2 separate regions of the Homo sapiens genome follow, and region 1 is linked to region 2. A link is a contact called in ENCODE Hi-C or POLR2A ChIA-PET data. All regions are on one chromosome and are shown on one strand. The core of a region is the stretch at or near the end of the contact, and the rest is flanking DNA. Distances in the headings are between cores, read along the strand shown. Region 1 overlaps CDC42EP4 (CDC42 effector protein 4). Region 2 overlaps SLC39A11 (solute carrier family 39 member 11).

Evidence for each region. A loop is a pair of places that touch in the nucleus more often than their neighbours do. ChIA-PET counts read pairs that join two places held with the same protein, here RNA polymerase II (POLR2A). Pooled maps may share reads with other maps.
Region 1: a loop to region 2 is called in a map of PC-9, with 13 times the contacts of the local background. The contact joins two enhancer-like sites. A Hi-C loop is called at or near these places in 1 of 168 maps with a recorded cell type or tissue (PC-9), 1 of 37 single-sample maps with no recorded cell type and 3 of 50 pooled maps. POLR2A ChIA-PET finds 5 or more read pairs at or near these places in 3 of 52 experiments (GM12878, Panc1 and WTC11).

What each region holds. Positions count from the first base shown.
Region 1 is chr17:73,291,191-73,296,062 of GRCh38, reverse strand. All of the region lies in intron 1 of CDC42EP4 (CDC42 effector protein 4), which reads left to right. Among named protein-coding and RNA genes, the nearest start is that of CDC42EP4, 18 kb to the left of the region's middle. RefSeq lists enhancers at 4,078-4,147, 3,414-4,295, 4,279-4,573, 4,548-4,627. Within about 2 kb of position 2,387, at least 29 of the 41 ENCODE cell types and tissues checked have a DNase peak (open chromatin) inside an H3K27ac peak, as active enhancers do; they include PC-9, where a contact is called at or near this core.
Region 2 is chr17:72,713,160-72,718,659 of GRCh38, reverse strand. All of the region lies in intron 7 of SLC39A11 (solute carrier family 39 member 11), which reads left to right. Among named protein-coding and RNA genes, the nearest start is that of LINC00511, 75 kb to the right of the region's middle. Within about 2 kb of position 2,344, at least 7 of the 41 ENCODE cell types and tissues checked have a DNase peak (open chromatin) inside an H3K27ac peak, as active enhancers do; they include PC-9, where a contact is called at or near this core.

The DNA of each region.
Region 1 (4,872 bases), core at 1,138-3,637, 580 kb before region 2:
TACGTGTGTGACTTTTTTCGCCTTTGAAATAGTTCCACAGGGTTAAGTTCTAGGAGGTAAATCATATTCATTTAAATCACATTCATTTTAAAGCCATTATTTGAGGAAACTGAATCATATTCATTTTAAAACCATCATTCTTTTTTTTTTTTTTTTGGAGATGGAGTTTCACTCTTGTCGCCTGGGCTGGAGTGCAATGGCATGATCTCAGTGTGCTGCAACCTCTGCCTCCCAGGTTCAAGCAGTTCTCCTGCCTCAGCCTCCCTAGTAGCTGGGATTACAGGCACCCGCCACCATGCCTGGCTAATTTCTTTGTATTATTAGTTGAGATGGGGTTTCACCATGTTGGCCAGGCTGGTCTCAAACTCCTGACCTCAGGTGATCCACCTACCTCAGCCTCCCAAAGTGCTGGGATTACAGGCATGAGCCACCACACCTGGCCAAAACCATCATTTATTTTAAAGCCATTATTTGAAGAAATTTTGCTGGAGTTTCATGTACCGCAAGACCACCCCACCCTGGGACCATTTTGACTCTGAGCAGCTCTTGGATCAGAGTTTTGTAATGTTCCCCCTGCCTGGTGGCACCTAGTACCAATTGCTCAGTGGGAGGAAGGTCCTTCCCTCTTCTCTTTCCCAGCTCTTAATTTGGGCAAGATGGTAGCAAACATCAGAAGGTTGTCCTAGTGCCTGGCGGTGAGCCCATTGAGGTGTTATCTGGGGAAGATCTTTGGGGTGGGAGTCAAGAGACTTGGGCTCCAGCACCGCCCGGCTCCCTTGTGAGTTCTGTGGCCTTTGGCAAGTCACCTCTCCTGGTCCCAACAGCCTAATCAAGACCACTGGGTTGGATCCTCTCCCAGATGTCTACCATCTCTCAATCTCAGTGGGAGTCATGTGACACAGTGGGTGCTGCATTTTAGCACCCCAAGGAGTACATAAGAAAATCCACTGGGGCCAGGCGCAATGGCTCAAGCCTGTAATCCCAGCACTTTGGGAGGCCGAGGCAGGTGGATCCCCTGAGGTCAGGAGTTTGAGACCAACTTGGCCAACATGGTGGAACCCCGTCTCTACTAAAAAAAATACAAAAATTAGCCGGGTGTGGTAGCAGGTGCCTGTAATCCCAGCTACTCAGGAGGCTAAGGCAGGAGAATTGCCTGAATCTGGGAGGTGGAGGTACAGTGAGCCAAGAGTGCACCATTACATTCCAGCATGGGCAACAAGAGCGAAACTCTGTCTCAAAAAAAAGAAAGAAAAAGAAAATCCACTGGGATTTAGAAAGAACACACCAAAACTTGTGCACATGCGTGTGTGTGTGTGGTGTGTGTGTGTAAACTAAAACTTACTAATGCGTGGAATGACAATAGACATGAATATAACCTATAAAAATATATATGTGTGTAGATATATACACATATATGTATATACACAAATTACATATTCAGTGTTTGTCCTGTGATGCCCCCTACTTTTGATAGTACATTGCTGTTTAAGTGAATGGAGCCCTGGGGTGGGAATTAAACTCTGGCTTCAATCCATGACCTAGGGCAAGTCCCTTAATTTGGTCTTTCCATCTTGAAAGTATGATCCCTCCACACCCAGGTATTTTAAGGAGATATTTGACACAGATACATAAATGGTACAGGAGTCCTGATGGTGACATTTCATGTTCCCATCCTGGGTTTGTTTTTTTGTTTCTTTGTTTGTTTTTTTTTGAGACAGAATCTTGCTCTGTCACCCAGGCTGGAATGCAGTGGCGCGATCTCAGCTCACTGCAACCTCCACCTCCTGGGTTCAAGCGATTCTCCCTGCCTCAGCCTCCTGAATAACTGGGACTACAGGTGCACACCACCATGCCTGGCTGATTTCTGTGTTTTTAGTGGAGATGGGGTTTCACCATGTTGGCCAGGCTGGTCTCGAACTCCTGACCTCAGGAGATCCACCCGCCTCAGCCTCCCAAAGTGCTGGGATTACAGGTGTGAGCCACCACGCCCGGCCTTGTGTTTGGTTTTTGATTGTGGTTACTTAGGCTCAGAATATTACAGCAGTGAGCCTTAACCTCCTTGCGCACGCAGCACACTTCCAGATGCAAGGGCTTTTGAGCAGGGCACATGAAGGAGTTAAAAGATCCCCAAGAATACTAAAGTCAGCTAAAATCACAACACAGTCGGCATTGAAGTCCTGCCTGGAACATGTAACCACGTGTATCTAAGCGGTCACTGTTCTCGCCCATTCACTTAGCTGCCCTCAGCCCTGCCACAGTTTGAATGAAACACAGTCTTCCGCCTTCCCTGTGCTTTCCTATCTTTGCAGGGTAAGGCTGGTGAGTGTTCCAGAAAGTACTGGATTTTTCTCTGGTGACTAAAGCCAGAGTCCCTCACCTCTTAGAGTTGTGGCCCATGTCCCAGTGAGCCTCTTGCACAACCCCCTCCAGCGTGCTGTTCCATCTGACAAGCCTTGTGTAGCAGAATGCCACCTGTGTTTCGGCAAAGTGAAGTTCCGCCTAGGGGTAGGATGTCAGCCCCTCCTGTGAGAAGGGGCCGTGGCCTGCCAGGCAAAACCTGGGAAAGGATGGCCAGGACCAGAGGCTGCCCCTGGAAGGCCTGGAGTCCCATTTGATCCTGTCTTTTCTCTCCTCCCTGGTCTGGGCCCTCCACAATCCCGGGTGTCTCTACCTCCAAAACATGGCCTAAATGTCTCCCACTGTGTCCCCCTTCGCCAGACCCACATCCTGGTCTCCATCCTCTTTGACCTGCATTTCTGCAACAGCCTCCTGACTGAATTCCAGCTCCCCTCCTTCATTCCTCCAATGCCAGGACCTCCGGGAGCTTCCAGATACACAGATTGAATCACTCGCCTGCTTACAAACAGCCGCCGGTTTCCTTGTACACCTATAATGACCTCCAAACTCCTTACCTGGGCTGGGTGCGGTGGCTCATGCCTGTAATGCCAGAACTTTGGGAGGCCAAGGCGGGTGGATTGCTTGATGCCAGGAGTTCGAGACCAGCCTGGCCGACGTGGTGAAACCCCATCTCTAAAAACATAAAAAAATCGGCCAGGAGCAGTGGCTCCTGTAATCCCAGCACTTTGGGAGGCCGAGGCGGGCAGATCACCTGAAGTCAGGAGTTCAGGACCAGCCTAGCCAACATGGTGAAACCTGGTCTCTCCAAAAAATTCAAAAATTAACTGGGCATGATGGCAGGTGCCTGTAATAAAAACTAAAAACAAAACAGAACTCTTTATGTGGCCTGGTAGGGAGGGCTCTATGTAACCTGGGCCCTGGCTGCATGGATTTTTATTCTATTCCATAAATGCCACAAGCCTGTTCCTATACCCCGGCGTTTGCACGCGCCGTTCCCTCTGCCTGGGTCGCTTCTGACCCGGCTGGTTCCTTCTCATCATTTGGTTCTCAACTCATGATGCTCCTTCCTCAAGAGGGGCCTCCCCCAGACCCCCTGACTCCCACACCCACTCATACCACCCCTTTCCCTCCTTATACTGAGGAATATGAGATACCATTTATTTTATTTATAGGTTTACACCTCCATTCCCCACCCCCACCCCCCACACTCACACTACACACGTGCCCTGGGAAAACAGCGTGCTATTTTCACTGCTCTATCTCCAGGGCCTAGAAGAGTTTGTGAATATCAGTGGGTCTGCAGGAAGTCATGGAGTGAGTGACTGGATGATGAGTAATGGAACAAAGCCTCTTGTAGCCGATCCAGGTCACAACTAAAGTCATCGTGCACTAAAAGCCCTCTGCTATTCGGCCACATTGCCTGGACCTGGCATCGGGTGGTTGGTTAGAACAGCTAGGGGAAGGCCCTGCAGAGGGCATGCTGCCCAGCAGCAGTGGCGGAGGCAGTGGCAGTGGGCATTGAGGCATGTTGTGTACCCTGTATACCGGGGTGAACCGCAGGGCAGCTTCAGAGAGCGAGGCCTGCCTAGCTGCCCCATGAGAGCTCAGGTCTGGCGCCTGCCTCAAGCCAAGCTGCCAGGGACAGGCCACTGCCCGGTCACTTGGAGTGAGAAGTGTTGGTCCCGTCTGTCCTTCTGCTCTGGGTCTGCTGGGCTGGCCAAGCTGGGAGGGCCAGGGAGGATAGGCGAGGGGTCCAGGCAAGGGTGGTCTTCCGTAGTCTCAGGAACAGGGCTGAACTAAAGGTGTGGTTGCTGTGACCCAAGCAGGGGCCTGACCTTCTGGGGAGGGCTCCTCGTTCCCACCTTAAAGGAAGGTTCCGTGGTCAGTGGGCTGAGGGTAGAGGAATCTGTTCCTCCGGAGGCTCAGGAGAGCTAGGGAGGGCTGTGAGCTGTGATCCATTTTCCCTCTCCCTGCCAAGAAAGTGGGATGTGGTTTCTGGGGTGGGGTGGGGGTGTCCCGCCCAAGGCAGGCTATGGGGAGTGCCTGCCCCACGTTGGGCAGCCTATTTTAGCCACTTCCCCAGAGCTGAGTCACCATGCTTCTGAAAGCCCCGCCCAAAGCCACAATGCCCTGTGGCCTCCCAAACCATAGCTGCCCCCAGGACCTGCCCAGGCCTCTGGCGAGACTCCCACCACCTACTTTCTCTTAAACTCTATGATCCAGCTCGTCACCTCCAAACTGTTCTCTGTTAGAAGCTCAGAGTGACTCAAGGTCACTCAAGGCTGGTGAAACCAAGCTGTTGCTGACCCTCAATCCTGCTGGGTGGCCTGTCTAGTCTGAGCTCCAGACACCCAGGCCTCATCCCCAGTGTGGACTGCCAGGTACTGCAGCCCCCTCCTCGCTGGGGCAGTGGGACAGATGCGTGACTCCCTCTAGGCCCCAACTCTCTCAGGACCCTTCCTTGCTGGTTATTGAAGATGGCTTTCTACAAGCCACAAAGTCTCGTTCCCAACC
Region 2 (5,500 bases), core at 1,095-3,594:
AGGATTTGAACCCAGGTGACCAGCTCCAGAGCCTGTGCTCTTAATTATCACTCTGCTGTTAAGTGACGTGCCTGGCTGTGACCCCAAGGTCTTCAAAACTCTCCCCCAAAGTCGTGTGGGAAATGGGGTCAACTCAGTTGTGAAAATGTCTAATCTCCCATTATGAATCCTTTGAACATTGACTATAGTAATTCCAATTTGTCAGACACTTTTTTTCCCCTGAGATGGAGTCTTGCTCTGTTGCCCAGGCTGGGGTGCAGTGGCCTGATCTCAGCTCACTGCAACCTCCACCTCCCAGGTTCAAGCGATTCTCCTGCCTCAGCCTCACGAGTAGCTGGGATTACAGGCGCCTGCCACTATGCCCAGGTAATTTTTTTTTCTCTTTTTAGTAGAGGCGGGGTTTCACCAGGTCTCAAACTCCTGACCTCAAAAGATCCGTCCGCCTCAGCCTCCCCAAATGCTGAGATTACAGGCATGAGCTGCTGCCCTCAGCCCAGATGCTTCTTTAAAATCAAACCTCATTTGGCTCATTACGAAATGCAAGCCTAGGTAAAAAATCCACAGTGAGGGACAGATAGAGATTTTGTATTCGGTGTTAACTGGAAGCAAATATTTCTGTTAAAGATGGTTTTGAGTGTTGCTCCAGATGAGTGTTACTTTGGTAAGAACCATAACCCTTGCCAGTGCCGCCCAGCAGTGAGATACCGGGGGCAGGAAGGGGGAAAGAAGGGAAAACTCCAGACAGGTGGTACTGAGGTGATCTGGTGGCCTTGCGGTCATGACTCACTTCTCCAGCCTCACCTCCTAGACAGCCGATGTGCAGGGTCACTCCGAGGGAGAGCTACAGAGCAAGAGTGACCTGTCCTGTAAGTTCCAGAATAAGGAGCGATGCTGAAGTCATGCACCCCAGAAAGGTATGGAAGTCTTAATCCCCAGGACCTGTGACTGTAACCTTATTTGGCGGTAGGATCTTTGCAGATGTAATTAGTTAAGATCAGCTCGTACTGGATTAGGGTGGGCCTAAGTCCAACATGACTGGGTACCCTTATAAAACAAGGAGGGATGACACATGCGGAGAGGACAGTGCCCCGTGGCCACACAGGGACACGTGGAGGGAAGACGGCCTTGTGGTAGTGGAGGCAGAGACTAGAGTCATGTGTCTAGAAGCTGGGGAATGCCACCAAGTGCCAGGGCCACCAGAAGCTGGAAGAGCCGAGGGAGGATCCTCCCCTAGAGCCTTCAGGGGGAGCATAGCCCTGCGGACAACTTGATCTTGGACTTCTGGCCTCCAGGGCTGTGAGAACAAATCCCTGTGGTACTTCATCACAGCAGCTGTTAAGAAACCAGGGCATCGGGTCTCCCTACCTCCATCGGCGTCTTCTCTGTCCCTGAGGTCCTCTCTTAGCTTTCTCCACTTCCTCTCACAGTTGGACGCAAAGCCCCAAGGCCACTTTTTTTTCCTCTTTTTAAATTTTTTAAAATTTTTATTTTTATATATATGTATATACATATATATACACATATAAGTATATACATATATACATATATACATACACATATAAGTATATACATATATACATATACTTATATGTGTATATATGTATATATGTGTATATATATTTTATATGTGTATATGTGTGTGTGTGTGTGTGTGTGTGTGTGTGTGTATATATATATATTTTTTTTTTTTTGAGACAGGGTCTCCCTCTGTTTCCCAGGGTGGAGTGCAGTGGCATCGTCTTGGCTCACTGTAACCTCCACCCCCTGAGTTCAAGCAATTCTCATGCCTCAGCCTCCTGAGTAGCTGGGATTACAGGCACCTGCCACCACGCCCAGCTAATTTTTGTATTTTTTGTAGAGATGGGGTTTTACCATGTTGGCCAGGTTGGTCTCAAACTCCTGTCCTCAAGTGATCCGCCCACCTCGATTTCCCAAAGTACTGGGATTACAGGCGTGAGCCACCACACCGGGCTCTGAGGCCACTTTTTCATCCATATTCTTCTCTGTGCCTCTGCATGTGTGTTCCCCATCCCTTTGGTAACTTCTATTTTTTATTTCAGGAGTGGGTTAAAGTTTCCGATTTTTTTTTTCCTTATACTCTCTCAGTTCAGTCTGGACCAACTTGGAGAAGAGCGGCGGCTTTCCCTCCCTTTTTCTGTGGCCGCCTTCAGACGCTGGCCCATGGGAGAGTCAGGGCTGTCCCCCGTATTGGAGCTATTAAACTGTCGTAAGAAAGGGGCCTTTGTCACGGGAAACACGTTACTCAGCTCAGTCATAGAGACAGACTGTGCCAGAAAACAAACAACAAAAAAAAAAAGGTTCAACCACAGCATTCTTTGGGACTTCAGTCATCCGCCTCCCGCTTGTTCTTAAAAGACGAATTTCCTTTCTTCCGTGTAATTCCATCAGATAGGTCGTCAGGTTTTCATTCTGTCCAGAATGGAGTGCTGGGGGCCCTACCCTGCCATCTGCCAGGGGCCTCTGCCCAACACCCCGCTTGTATGACCTCATGCCTGCAGGTTGGGAATGCAGGGGGGCTCCCTTGGGCCTTTTTGGGGTGGGTCAGGGAGGGTGCGAGGAGAACGAGGGCGGGAGTTAGGTATTTTTTCACACTTACCATGACCTGTCTGTGCACTTAAAAATTGATCAAGATGGTACATTTTGGCCGGGCACGGTGGCTCACGTCTGTAATCCCAACACTTTGGGAGGCTGAAGCGGGCGGATCACTTGAAGTCAAGAGTTCGAGTCCAGCCTGGCCAACATGGTGAAACCACGTCTCTACTCAAAATACAAAAATTACAGGTGGCACATGCCTGTAATCCCAGCTACTCAGGAGGCTGAGGCACGAGAATCGCTTGAACCCGGGTGGCGGAGGCTGCAGGGAGCCAAGATCACAGCACTGTACTCCAGCCTGGGTGACAGAGCGAGACTCCACCAAAAATCAAAAATAAAAAAAGATGGTACATGGTATGTTATGTATACATTAATCATTAGGCACTAACTCCCCATTCCTTATCTCCCCCCAGCCCCTGGCAACTGCCATTTTCTTTCTGTCTCTATGAATGTGACTCCTCTAGGGACCTCATAGAAGTGGCATCACACAGTATTTGTCCCTTTGTGTCCGTCCTATTTCACTTAGCATAATGTCCTCAGGGGTCATCATGTTGTAACGTGTCATAATTTTCTTCCTTTGAAGGCTGAACAATATTAGGTTGCACGGATGCATCATTTTGTTTGTTCATTCGTCTGTCCATGAACACTTGGGCTGTTTCACCATTTAGCTCTTGTGAATAGTGCTGCTTGTGAACATGAATGTAAGAATATCTCTTCAAGACCCCACTTGAGGTTCTTTGGGGTATATGGCCAGAAGAGGCATTGCTAAATCATTCGGTAATTTGATTTTTAATTTTTTGAAGAACTTAGTCATGGTGCATCTTATCTGCCTTGTAACATCGTGCCCTTGGGCAGAGGGGTACTTCCTGGAGGAGAGAGCCTCTCGCGGGCTCCCGGGGCCCCTTTCGTGGCTGGGTGCATGAGATGTATGCAGCCAACCCTTACCTCCTCCTGAGTGCAGACCCTGGGATGCTGCACTGGTCGCACACCCGTGGAGTTGGCCCTGAGTGAGAATAGACATCACGAGAGGAAAAATTGTGAGCGTGAAGGGGCTACATGGATGCAAGATGCGAGGTGAAGTGGTTTTGAATATGTACGTGTAAAGATCCTTGATTCCATGCTTTTCCACCAACTGCTGTTTAAACAAATGAACCTCTCACTATTAGCTTCACAAGTACGGCCACGTTCCTTCTTCAGCCAGGCAGGTGAAACACTCCATGAACCCAGATCTGAAACAGGGCAGTCCACAGGAGGTGAACAGCTGCAGACCATGTCATCCGCCTTCCTGACAGGTTTGGGGACAGCCCCATAATCACAAAAAGGTGGTGTTCTCTGGTCTTTACCAAGGAGGCTCAACACAGACACGGTGTGCAAACTCAAGCTCTTTCTCCTTGTTAAGGATCAGGTTCCTCATCTGTAAATGGGATTTCCTGAAGGGGTAAATGAAAGTGGAAGGAAAGCCCTTGGGTGGTACTGGTTGCGTAGCAGGCACTCAGCAGGAGGTGGATGTTGACACTGTCAGCAGCAGGGTTATGAACTTGGCTGCTGCGCTTCTTACCTGCTTCCTTCCTTTTTTGGCGACCCATTATTGAACAGTATTAGCCTGGTGCAAAAGTAATTGCAGTTTTTGCCATTTCATTGGCAAAAACCGCAATTATTATTATTTTTATTAATTTTTTTTTTGAGAGAGAGAGAAAGAGCCTTACTCTGTTACCCAGGCTGGAGTGCAGTGGCGTGATCTCAGCTCACTGCAACCTCCGCCTCCCAGGTTCAAGCGATCCTCCCGCCTCAGCCTCCCAAGTAGCTGGGAGTACAGGTGCGCACCACTACACCCAGCTAAGTTTTGTATTTTTAGTAGAGACGAGGTTTCACCATGTTGGCCAGGCTGGTCTCGAACTCCTGACTTCAGGTCATCCACCCGCCTCGGCCTCCCAAAGTGCTGGGATTACAGGCTTTAGCCACCGCGCCCGGCCTGAGCCACTGCACCCAGCCAAAACCCACAATTTTGCGGCAAACCTAATATCTATGCACGGCCTTTGTGGTGGACTGTAGATCTAAATTTGAGGTCCCTGACGTTATTATTTACCAGCTGGGTGAGCTTTGAAATGTCATTTCACTTCTCTGGGCCTCAGTTTGCTTTTTTAAAATCTGTATAATGGGCCTATGAATGGCTCCAGGGTCAAAGTGTTGGGGGATTCAGCGAGAGTGCACTTGAAAAGCATCTAGCACAGCCCTGGAATGAGAGAAGTTATAGCTGTTATTATCACCCTCAGATGAGGGATGGCAGGGAGGTGATGGAAGAACATTGCAGGGGAAGGATTTGGTTTTACCATTTTGTAAGTATAATAAAATCAGCTAGACTTGGGGTCCAATTAGATATAGGGGTTGAGAATGGCTAGAAACCCCTCCCAGTTTTTTTTATGTGTACAGCTAGTTGGCTATTAATACCTTTCGGAGAGATTGGGATCCAGAGGAGGAGGAGGAAGAAGAAGAGTTTGATGACTGAGTTAAGGGCAATGTATGAGAACCCTTCGGGTTTCACTCTGTTGACCTGGCAGTCACTAATCTGTATTAAGGGTAATGTGGTTTGTCTAGGACAGTGGTGTGGGGCTGCTGCCTCCCCCTGGAAACTCTCCCATCTACACCCTGGCTGGGAGTGCAGGAGGAGCTCCTGCTTTGTAAGATGCGGGCCCACTATCAAGGTGACCAAGGGCCTTTGTGGATGGAGAAACAGGGAGATGCTGCTGCTCACCTGTGCTTGGCTCCCACCTCGTTACCCAGTTTCTGACCCAGGCTTTAGGACTGTGGCTCCTAATCTTTCAGCCGAGATTCTTACCCTGTTACAAACCTGGTCTGTGGATCCAGAAGTCTCCACCACGAACTCCAC